2 separate regions of the Mus musculus genome follow, and region 1 is linked to region 2. The links are chromatin contacts, found by POLR2A ChIA-PET in ENCODE. All regions are on one chromosome and are shown on one strand. The core of a region is the stretch at or near the end of the contact, and the rest is flanking DNA. Distances in the headings are between cores, read along the strand shown.

Evidence for each region. ChIA-PET counts read pairs that join two places held with the same protein, here RNA polymerase II (POLR2A).
Region 1: POLR2A ChIA-PET joins it to region 2 with 13 read pairs in Patski. The contact joins the promoter of Chst14 here to the promoter of Ccdc9b in region 2. POLR2A ChIA-PET finds 5 or more read pairs at or near these places in 2 of 5 experiments (Patski and embryonic stem cell).

The regions. Positions count from the first base shown.
Region 1 is chr2:118,922,425-118,927,952 of GRCm38, reverse strand. Chst14 (carbohydrate sulfotransferase 14) reads right to left here and starts at 1,456. Exons shown (of 1, transcript NM_028117.3): 1 at 1-1,456. The coding sequence starts at 1,301. The coding sequence ends at 171. Bahd1 (bromo adjacent homology domain containing 1) reads right to left here. Exons shown (of 7, transcript NM_001045523.1): 7 at 3,429-5,528. The coding sequence ends at 5,381.
Region 2 is chr2:118,759,623-118,765,023 of GRCm38, reverse strand. Ccdc9b (coiled-coil domain containing 9B) reads left to right here and starts at 2,363. Exons shown (of 11, transcript NM_001001982.2): 1 at 2,363-2,518; 2 at 3,266-3,379; 3 at 3,628-3,735; 4 at 4,343-4,498; 5 at 4,575-4,703; 6 at 5,317-5,401. The coding sequence starts at 2,372.

The DNA.
Region 1 (5,528 bases), core at 207-2,706, 160 kb before region 2:
GCTCTGTCCTCTGAGCCACTGTGGACAAGGACCTCCAAGGACAGTCCTTACCACTGAGATATGGAGACACCTAGAGAAACCAGGAAGCCACCCAGAGCCAGGAGTTTCTCTGAAAGACATCCCAAAGCTGATATCATTAAACCCAAACTCCAAAAGGTGCTGGCCTACTGTCATTGGTGACAGGCTTCCTTGGTGACATTGGGCAGTGGGTAAGCAAAGAGGGAGAAGTCCAGGATATACTTAGGTAGCACATCTTGAAGCAGGGCCCGTGGAACATTGCACAAGTGGTAATGCAGACTTTCTGGGCTGGCTGGCCGGTACCAGGCCTGGCGAGCTGGGAACCGGACATGGGGTGGGGCCCGCACCCACTCCAGCACCTGGTTGGCATCAGCCTCCAGCCTCTCATAGGAACCCACGAAGTCGTAGTGCACAGCACATGGTTGGCACAGGTGGTACACAGGCATCCAATGCTCATTCATATGTTCAGGATCCTCATCCACCAGGTATCTCAGGAACTCTGGGAAGGTGACATCGTCCCCTGCAGGGCTGGGGCCAGCTCCAGCCCTGTAGCGCCTGACAATTTCGGCCCCATATCGCTGCTGGTACTCTCGGATCTCTCCAAACTTGTTACGGTAAGCAGACAGGAGGCGTTCCAAGGGGTCTCGCACAAACAGGAACTTGAAGTAGTGCTGCAGACGGTAGCGAATCTCCTCAGGCCGCAGGTCTGCCAGAAACACCAAGTCACTGCGGTGGTCCATCTTGAGGCGGACATCCACGTTGTTCAGGATGCCAGCCAGCACCTTCAGCACACGTTTCCAGTTAGAGCAGGCCACTTTGGGGACATAGCAGTAGAGGAAGCGGTAGCGGTCACTTACGAGAATGTGGCGCAGCAGGGTGCGCCGCTGTCCCACCGGCAAGTCCCAGGGGTCCCGGGGCATGCCTGGTTGTCCGCACACGGCCCTCAAGGTCCGGTTTCGGATGTCCTCCCTCACTTGCAAGTCCGAGTCCCCAGCATCCAAGGATAGGCCTCTAGGCTTAGGATCTGTCCCGCTCCAGGCCGCGCCTTTGTGGCTGGGAGGGTGCAGGGGAAGGGGTTTCATCTCCGATAGGATGCCTCGCTCGATCATGAGCAGCAGTCCGCTGGAGGCCACGATTACAGCGAACATCAGCATGGACGGCAGCAGCAGGGGCGGCCCCCCGAGCCCAGCCCGGGCCCGGCCCAATGGGGCCCGCCTTGGCGTGCGGCCCAGGGTCTCCGCGCTTTTCGGGGCAGCCAGTGGGGTCAGAGGGCGGGGAAACATGGTGCTGCGGCCAGACCTCGCCGACCTCGAGGCTGCAGGGGAGGTGACTGCAGCAGGGGCTGGAGGTCTCGGGAGGGGAGGGATAGTGGGTGGCCAGCTCCCGGGGTGCAGGCAGGGACCAGGGCCGGATGTCCCGCCCGGCCGCTCTTCTCTCCCCGCCCCTCCCTGATACAGGCGCGAGGGCGGGCCCACGTTGTGGGGCGGGGAGAGGGGCGGGTGCCCGAGTCCTAGGAGCTAGTTGCGGGAGGCCGCAGGCGGACCCTAGCCCGGGAGAGAACTCATGAGCCTGGGCCACTCCAGACAAAATGAGACCTGGAAAGCAGGAGCTACTGAGATCCCGTGTCTCTTTAACACGTGTCCTCTTGGTGCTCCATTTAAGATTTGCACCCTCCATCCTGCTTTAAACTGCTCTGGAACCGCTGTCCCTCCAGCTGTGACCTGAATGCAGGACAACCCACCACTCAGTCGGTCTAGACATAAAGGAGATCTGTCCTGACCGGAAGCATGGTCCTTAGCCGCTTGTACCAGTCCCAGCCCAGGGCAGGGCCACTCTGTCAAGCTCTGGCTAATGTCTCCATGGTGACATTTTGCTTTAGTAATTCCTAGGGACTAGTGCTTATCTACTGAGCAATGCTGATCTGTCTGTAAAAGGAATCTCCCCTGCCAAGTCTGAAGCAGTAGGCTAACTGGGACACTCTGGTCGGAGGCTATGGACAAGTACCTCGGGACCACGTATGGCCAATATATACTTCAGGACAACCTACAAGTACAACGCAGCAACCACAGAAAGGCCTCTTTGCTTGGAGCCAAGATGTACCCAGTGGCAACAGATTGGTCAGAGTACTTTGAACAGCAGCATACAACTAGTCCCTAAGCACTACAGCTTGACTTCGTGTGGGGCCCCAACAAGGCTTAAGACAACAGAACTGGGGAACAAATCACGTTTTTTTGTTGTTGTTGTTGTTGTTTGTTTTTAACTATTTCCTATAGTCATCAGCCACTTGACAGTAGATTCTGTGGCTGTTCACATTGTATGGACTCTGGGGTAGCTGTGACTGAAGGTTTTGTTGTTGTTGTTGTTTAGGTATGGGTTTCACTGGCTAGCCAAGGCTGACTTTCAGACCCAATTCCTAGTCATGACAGCACATTAGATGGGAGGACGAAGAATTGACTTTGGTACAGGTTATGCCCAGAGGATGATGAAAGGACTGGGTGGGAATGGTGAGACTATGAAGCTGATTAGGCAGATGAGGGGGTCTGAGGGATAAAGTGACGTGTGTGTGTGTGTGTGTGTGTGTGTGTGTGTTGTTGTTGTTCAGAGAGCCACACAGAAAACATGGGGTAAATGTCTGAACTGGGAGGTTCAGTGGCTTTAAAGTTGGATGCTGGGTGCATCTCAGGCCACTTCTGACCCTTCACTACACTGCTGTCCCTTTCTAGGCAGTGTATAGATTTCTGGTGGTGGGATTGCCTGCTCCATTTGTCTGTAAAGTGACACCTCTTAGAACTCTCGTGGGCAGCACACTGATGGCTGTCCATACCATGGGATAGCCTACCCATGTCATGGGGATGAAAGCTCTGATCTCATCACCACTTTTCTTCCACCATAGATTTGGACTTAGCTAGCAGGTGGGGGGGACCTCAGCATCCCAGAATGAGAGGGCTCTAAAGAGGTCAATGTTAGTCCACCAGTCAAATCCTGAAACTGATGCAGTCCTATCCCACACCACAAACGGAGTGCCAGCTACAAGAAACTAAGAAGTTTCTACCCAGCCCCAAGGTTACGATAGAGTTGTCTTCATGCATCTAGATTAACTGCCTTCCACTTAGCACACTGGCCAAGCTAGTGCTGGCAACCCAAGAATTTCACAAACCCAGAAGGCAGCTGTGGCTACCTTGATGTTAACTTCAAGCTCCCATTTCCTGTCTCTTTTCACTTGCTTTTTTTCTGGCTTTGCACCTTCATCAGCCTTAATAAGCACTTCTGCTGCAAGGAGTAATTAACCAGGACTCCTGACACAAGACCAGTGAGCCCCTCCATATTTACACACTAAAATCCAAACCAAATCCCCAAAATAGAAGCACAAAGCCAAACTCAAAACAAAACACACAGAAAATAACTCTTTTCTAAATCAATACAATTTCTCAAATTTATTTATTTTTCTTAAAGAAGTACTTCTAATCTCTGTCAAAAGGGAGGTTAGGAAAGGTACCCCCTCCCTTGTAAACACTGAAATACAGATCTGGGAAACCAGGATCGACACACACAAAAAGTGCATTTTACAAAATATCAACTAAAATATATTTTACATGGATTATACTTCCATTGAAATTCTACCAGCTGCATTTTCATGTTCGAAAAAATATTTCCACATCTAAAGAGATTCCAAAAGCATTTAACATCTGGGCAGCAGCCCCCCTGCCTCCTAGGAGGGCCTGATCTCCTCTCCTGTGGGTGAGGCTGGGCTCCTTGGTAGCACCCTAGAACGAGCAGGCTCCAAAGGGGTCCATCTCCACTCTTGACAACTTGTTTCTTATGCCTTGCTCTTTCAAACTGATGACTTCCTCCAAAGAGCTTATTCCATGTGAAGTCTTCCCTTTGGGTTTGGGATAGGGCTTCCAAAACAACAACAAAAAATTAACCTGTGAAGCCTTCAGGCCTACCCAGCCCAATTACCCATCAGGAACAGTTTATCTTCCACGGATCAGGGCCTGGACCTGGGGTTGCCGGGTCTTTGCCTTCAGGGTTCACTTCCACCTCCCAATGCAGCCTGTGTCAGACTATCCTCACCCCAGTGCCGTGTCCCCAGACTGCTGGACCCGTGTCTCCCCTCTCTAGGGAGGACCTAGTGCCATCTTCCACAGTGTATACCCCCCTCCCCCGAACATGCCTGGATGGCAAGTGGCCAGCGCTGGGCCCCAGGCACACCACACTTCCCTGCACTGCACCCTCCCTGAGCCCATGCTCCTCTTTGGTACAAACAAGGTACAAGTGACCAGGCTTCAGCCCCTCAGCCCAGGCCAGCAGGGGACTGAGCCTTCTGATCAATCACTGGTGGGGAGCGTGAGGCTAGAACAATCTCTGGGCAACAGGAATGAACTGAAAATGCAGGGCCGAGCCCCCAGAGGAAGTGGCTGCAGCTCAGGTCGGTGGACTGATACAGTGTTGATTCTCACTGGGATGGAAATTAGTGCAATCTACGAAAGACTAGGGTAAGGGGTGGCAGGGCAAGAGGAGCCACAACTCTCCTTTGGTTTGATTTCAGGTGGGTGTGGCTTGAAGAGTCACGTGTGAAGTTCTGCAAGAGGTTTCCCAGAACCTCCAAGAATAAGGCAAGAGGAAAAATCTTCAGCGAATCAGGTAGCAATTTTCCTTGTCCCCTGCCCCCACCCTCTCTCCCAGACATGATAAACTCCATGTTGACCAGTATTCTGGGAAGCCAGACCTGCTGGGTGACCCTTAATGGCAAGCTGACATGAGGCTGACACCCATGGGTGGGCAGGGTCAACTTGTGCCAGCACCAGTGGCTACTGCAGCGGTAAAGGAAGAAAGCCAGGGATAAGCCTCGAGTCCAGGAAGAGGAAGTCAAAGCTCGGCTCTCTTATTCACCGGAACAAGCCAGAGCTGTGCTAGAATCTGCAGAGCCTGGTCCCAGGCTGACAGGGAAGCAGCGGGTCACAGTGGGTGAGGTAAAGCTGGCTCCTGCTCCCCTTGGAAGGCCTTGGGGAGGCTAGAAAAGGGCCTGGTAGGCCTGGTTCTGGAAGGACCTTACCCCTTCTACTTGTCCCTGCCCTTCCTTGGCCAGGTCCCTCAGGCCTGGCCCAACCTCAGGGAAGACGGAATCTTCAGGAGTCTCCACCCTGGGGTGCAGAGATGGGCACCCCAGGCCAAGCTGAGGGTCTAGATACCTTTCTCATATCCTGGCCTCCCTTTCTCCATAGGGCCCCTGCCCTCCCTCCCCCCAAAGAGAACCACAGGCCAGCAACCCATGGCCCCTAACCAAGTGCTGTGCTTCAAGCAGTGCCCCTGCCCCAGGCCCCACTCTCCCGAAGGCAGCCCCACTGTGAGCATCAAGAGGCTACTGGGGGTTCTTGAGGATGCGGCCATGGCGGAAGTCATAGACATGGCGGCAAAGGAACACCAGCTCAGGGTCCGTGTCCTCCGGCACTGTGCGGTGTGGTGGGGTGGAGTAGTCTGCAGATGGGGGCACCAGTGCTGTCTTCCGG
Region 2 (5,401 bases), core at 1,114-3,613:
GCCCAACCCTAGTAGGAGAAAGAGAGAGCATAGAGAGACATCGCAAGCAAACTTGTTTTGGTGGAGTAGCTGTAATAAGAGGCCTAGGGACAGCAAGGCCAGCACCCTGGCTTTTTGTATCGTCTGCAGTACAAACAGGTAAGGTAGCCTGCATGAGAGACAACACCTGTCAGGCTCATCAATAAAATAAAGCTTTTACCTCTGTGTAGTCTGACTGTTCTGATGGAGTTGGAAGGTGGGATTGAGCTAGACTTGGGAGATGATAGTGAGAAAGGGGGCTGAAGGAAACCCCACCCCCACTCCAATTGCCAGCCAAGCTTTTGGAATGCTTCTGCCCCCTAGTGGTGACTTGGAGAAAAAGACACCTGGTTTGGGAAATATCGAACTGGAAATTCTCAAGCCCCGCCCCCTCCCACAGCCCGGCATTTCCCCTCTTCCAGGGATCCGTCGAGACACACCTGCCTTCTTCAGCTTGTGTCCATCTATCTGAGTGGTCAGAAAGGCAGTTACAGCCTGTGCACAGGTACCCACAGTGACACAGTGTAGTGCTGGCTAATTCCATACTCATCCTGCAGGCAATGAGGCTTTACGGCATGGGGGCACTGGGCCAGGCAATGGGGGAAGCTCAGAGCACTTAGTATAGCAATCTGCCTCTGTCCGGTGGGAGAGCAGACTGGTAAACCGTGTTTTTGTGGGGTCTGCTCAAGGGCGTGAGAAGCTGTGAGTGACACTTGGAAACACGTGGCCGGCAGCTGGAGCTTCAGTCTTGTCTTTGGAGCTGTTCAGGGTACATGGTACTTCAGCCTGGTGGCTGGGAAACTTTTGTGTCTACATTCAGGATATCTTCCTGAAGCTCTTACAGGGGGCTGGGTCATCCTATCTGCAGGGTTGCCAGATGTCTACCTGTGCCTCCTGACCCCTCTGCTCTGACACTGGCTGGCAGTGGAAGCTGAGAAGGACAAAAACCTGGCCTCGTCTCTGTAGTCTGTTTACATCCCTCCTTTCTAAACCTGATCAAGGACTAAAATTACAAAGAGTGGGGGCTGCATTAGGTCTCTCTCCCTCTCGGACTGCGATCTGTGTAGCAGGGGCGGTTACAGTGGGAAGCTTGGGACTTCTGGAGGTTTCTGGGATAAGGCTGACCTCAGCAGTATTTGTGAGGCAGGGTGCAGAGAAGGTGGAGGAAGTGTGTGCTTGTACGTGTGTGTGTGTGTGTGTGTGTGTGTGTGTGTGTGTGTGTGTGTGTGTATGTGTGTGTAGACAAAAGCGGAGAGGGAGACAGAGAGAGAGAGAGATCTAGGAGCTCGGGTGCGTCACTGTTGCTGGGAAAGTAGACAAGAGTCTGACTCAGTGGGAACATCCGGCAGGAAGGGAGGAGGGTACACAGTGGCATTTGCAAGCAGGATGGGAACTCAGGAGCTGCAGAGATGGGGGTGTGGGGCCAGGGGCGAGAGCCTGGACAGCAAAGGGCCTTAGCATGGTGGCTAGAGACCGGGGTGGGGGTAGATTATGGTGAGGGGAAATATCTGAGGCCTGGTCAGTCAGGGACATAGGGGATGCCAGAGTTTGTGACACTCATGTCAAGGCCTGGAAGTCAGGACCACATAAGAACTGAAGCTGACCTAGGCACCCCTGGGCAGAGACTGGCCTCGGCTGTGTGAAGATACTTACTTGGGGAAGGAGTCTGTGTCCTTTCTTGGGATCTGAGAGTCTGCAAATGTTATCCTGGGAGTGTCAGGATGAAAGGGCTCTGTGAGAGGATCCCAAGGGAAGAGGGCTGCTAACTGTTCCCAGCTTCTGCTGGGTTAAGGACCCCATAGAAAGGCTCCTTTTAGCATGGTAGGGGTCTGGAGACCCAGAGAGTTAGGCCTCCAGGAGTGGCCATGCTTGGAGTACAGAGAAAAGCACATTCCAGCTCAGAAACCAAATGGGGGAGAGTGGCATTTTGGGTCTGTGGTGGTGTGAGATGGCCTTGGGGAGGAGGTTTCTCACTCTTATCTAACGACTTAAATGCGCTGACTGGACAGCCAGCAGGAAAGCAGAGAAACGCCCCGAGGGAGGGCCGTCAGCCATCGTGTGGAACCTGCATCTCTTGCCTTTTTCTCCTAGTGGGAGGGATGAAGACCCAGCTATCCCATTTGTGGGCACACACAGGCGGGCGGGTCTTACTGGGGCTCAGGATCACAGGTGAAAGTGGGCCCTTCGTGCCTAGATCTCCTGTGCGAGGACACTGAGGCAGGGCAGGGATATGTGCTAGACAAGACCAGCCGGCTGCTGGTGCCCCGGTCCTCGCCCTCTGCGAGTGGAAGGGTGGGGGTGGCGGCTAGGCGTTCCTGGCTGGGAGCCCAGAGCGCTCTTTTGTAATCACAACATGATCTCTTGTGCTGAGCAGCGAAGCAGAAGCCGGCAGGGAGAGGCCGACAGGGCCGGCTCTGGTGGCTCCAGCTTCCCTCCAGCTCTGGCTCCCGGGAGCTGTTTTGAAATTCTCTCAGCGCCTGGTATTTCCATGCATTTGGCCGTGAGTGGCACCTCCTCTTTGGCAGGGGGGCTTCTAGAGGATGGGAGGGAGCTAAGCTACGAAGCAGCCACATTCTGGGGACAGCTGGTGGCAGCTGGGCCTGGGAGAAAGAGAGCCACGAGGAGGCAGGTGGTGGGCCGGGCAAGGCGCTGAGCAAAACATAGACCCCACAGCCAGACAGAGAAGAACCGCAGATCTTGATGCAGAGGCATGGCTCGGCCCAGAGTTGCTCCCAGCTGGGCCTGCTGTTCTCCTGCCCCATCAGTCAGCAGCTCAGACCTGGAGGGCTCGCGGAGCCCGTGGGAGCTGCTCTCTCCTTCGGACTGGGCACAGGCTTAGGGAGTGGGGTCCGGTGCCTGGGAGGCCAGAACCAAGCTAAAGCCTGTCTCTGTGTGTGTGGTTCTAGATTTGGGAGGCAAAGTGTCCCCCCTCGACCTCCTGAATCCCCTGGCAGCTTCCCAGTCACGGCAGGTTCGGCTGCCAGAGCCATTTTTAACTCTCATTCCAGACTGTGCTCACAGCAGAACCCCCTGGGGAGCCAGGGGGAGGGGCAGCCTGCTGCTGGGAGCCGAGGCCCTGGGTATGAAACCCTGACCTGAGCCCTCAGTAGGCAAACTGGCAGACAGGCCTCACTGGGGTGGGGTTTGGCCCTCTGTAGACCATCTTCCTAAGAAACCTCTTTCACCCTGGGTGCTGTAGCTTGGGGCTAAAATCCGTTCCTTGTATTGGGTTCCATGCCTTCTACAGGGGCCCCACAAAGCCGAGTCCACAATGCGCCGGCATGAGGAAAAAGATGCCGAGCTGGACCGTAGGATAGTTGCCTTGCGCAAGAAGAACCAGGCCTTACTACGAAGGTACCAGGTGAGTGTGTTGTGTCGGCTGAGAGGACTCCTGTGGCTGGGGTCCCTGGCTACCTTCAAAAGGCTGTTTACACAGTGGGTTCTCTCTGAGGGCCTTAGCCCATGCCCCCATCAAAGTCTTGGGCACTGGTGATGTGGTGCCTCTGCCCCCTGGTGTCCCATTGGTGTTTTTCTGTGTAGGCCTGTCAGTGTCTGTGTGTCTGTGAGCCTGGGGGGCCATGGCCTTGCTGACTTCAGGCCCTCCCACAGGAGATCGAGGAAGATCGTCGGCAGGCGGAGCAGGGGGGCATGGCTGTGACCACTCCAGGGCTCCTCCAACCCGACAGCCTCACGGTCACCATCAGCCAGGTTCCCGGTGTAAGTCTCACCTTGGAGACAGGCAGGGTTGAGGCCTGGACCATGCCTGGGGTGTTAACACTATCCCATTTCTCCTAATTGCCTTTCTGGGTGTCTCCCAGCAACAACAGACCTCCCAAGCTATTGCCATCTTCTCCAAAGGGCCACAGATGAAAGGCTACCAAACAGAAACCTTTGAACAGACTTTCCCAGTCCTACAGCTCTGCATGTAAACCCTATGTGCAGAGCACAGCCTTCTCCTTACCCCAGACCCTGAGGCCGAAACCCTGCAGGAAGCAGAGGAGGGAGAAGTCTGGGCTGTAAGCAAAAGAATCAGTGTCTTAGAGATAAGGCCATATTGTCTGCATACTCTGGATTTTTTTTTTTTTTTTTGATTCAGAGATGACAAGCCCTTGTGGCATCTTGGATCCCTCTGTTGGCTCTGAGCTCTGAATAACTAATGCCATTGGCATGTGAACTCCTGAAGGGCCAAGCTTTGCCACGGGCATTCCAGGGAGGCCTAGGGCTGGAACCCAAACCTAGGGAACCCCTCCCCCCAGCACCCAGCACCCAGGTTCTGCTCAGGATGACCCATGTGGCCTGAGGACACAGGCATCTCGCTCTGCAGGAGAAGAGGGTGGTCAGCAGAAACTGGGCCAGGGCGCCCCTTTCACCTGGAGTGACTACCACACTGACAGATGATGAAGATGCTGCAGACGCACCGGGTACTTTCAGCATGGGGCACCGGGTGGAACTTGCTGTCACCATGGAAAACAAAGCCAAGGTGAGCAGTTGAGACTTCCAGACCTCAGGTCTCCCTCCCTTGGCTCAGCCATGATGCCCATCTATACCTTCTCCAGGCCAAAAGGATAGTAAGTGAGAAACCCACGACCCAAGCGCGGAGCCCAAGGGCAAAGGGGACATCTGGAGGAGGCCGGAGCTGGCGTGCACCCTTGCAGATGACTTCCAGCTCAGATTCAGCAGGGAAGGTACATCTTCAAGCAGGGGTAGGGACACAATCCCTATTTGGAGAAGGCAGAGAAACTAAGTAAGGTATGTCCCTTGCCTGGGCAAACCTGGCCTAGGCACCACCTGTGAGAATTCTTACCTTCTTCCCCTTCTCTGGCCAATATCCGCTTTGGGTGTGCCTTGCAGTAAGAAATAATTAAGCCAGATATATTATCCAGCCATAATATGATCGATGACTCGACTCTAAGGTGTCAGAGGGATGTGTAGGTGACTGGCTATGTGCCAGCTGTGACCTCTAGGTGGCAGCAGCCCCTTGTAATTGTTCTTGATTTTGCTCACCGCCTATGGGTGCCCCTCCTATCTAGGGCCGGTCTGGTCTATCCACACCAACAACTCTAAGAAAAGGGACGCCTCCTTTCACAGATAAGGACATAATACTCAGAGAGGTTAAATTACCTGTCTCAAACTGGAAGTGAACACGTGGATGCGTGCAAAAGGTCCACAGCAAGCACAGCATGCTGGAGACGAGACAGACCTAATTATGTACTGGGAAGTAGAGACCGTGAGAGAGGAGCTCCATTCAAATCTTCTCTCTACTTCTCCCCCATGATATTAAGTGTCTTCCCCTTGCAGGGTGTTCTGGAGCCCCGGAGTCCAGGCGTGGTCTCAAGTCCACCTCCCCAACAGTCCTTGGGGCTGTCCCCTGAGGCCAGCTGGG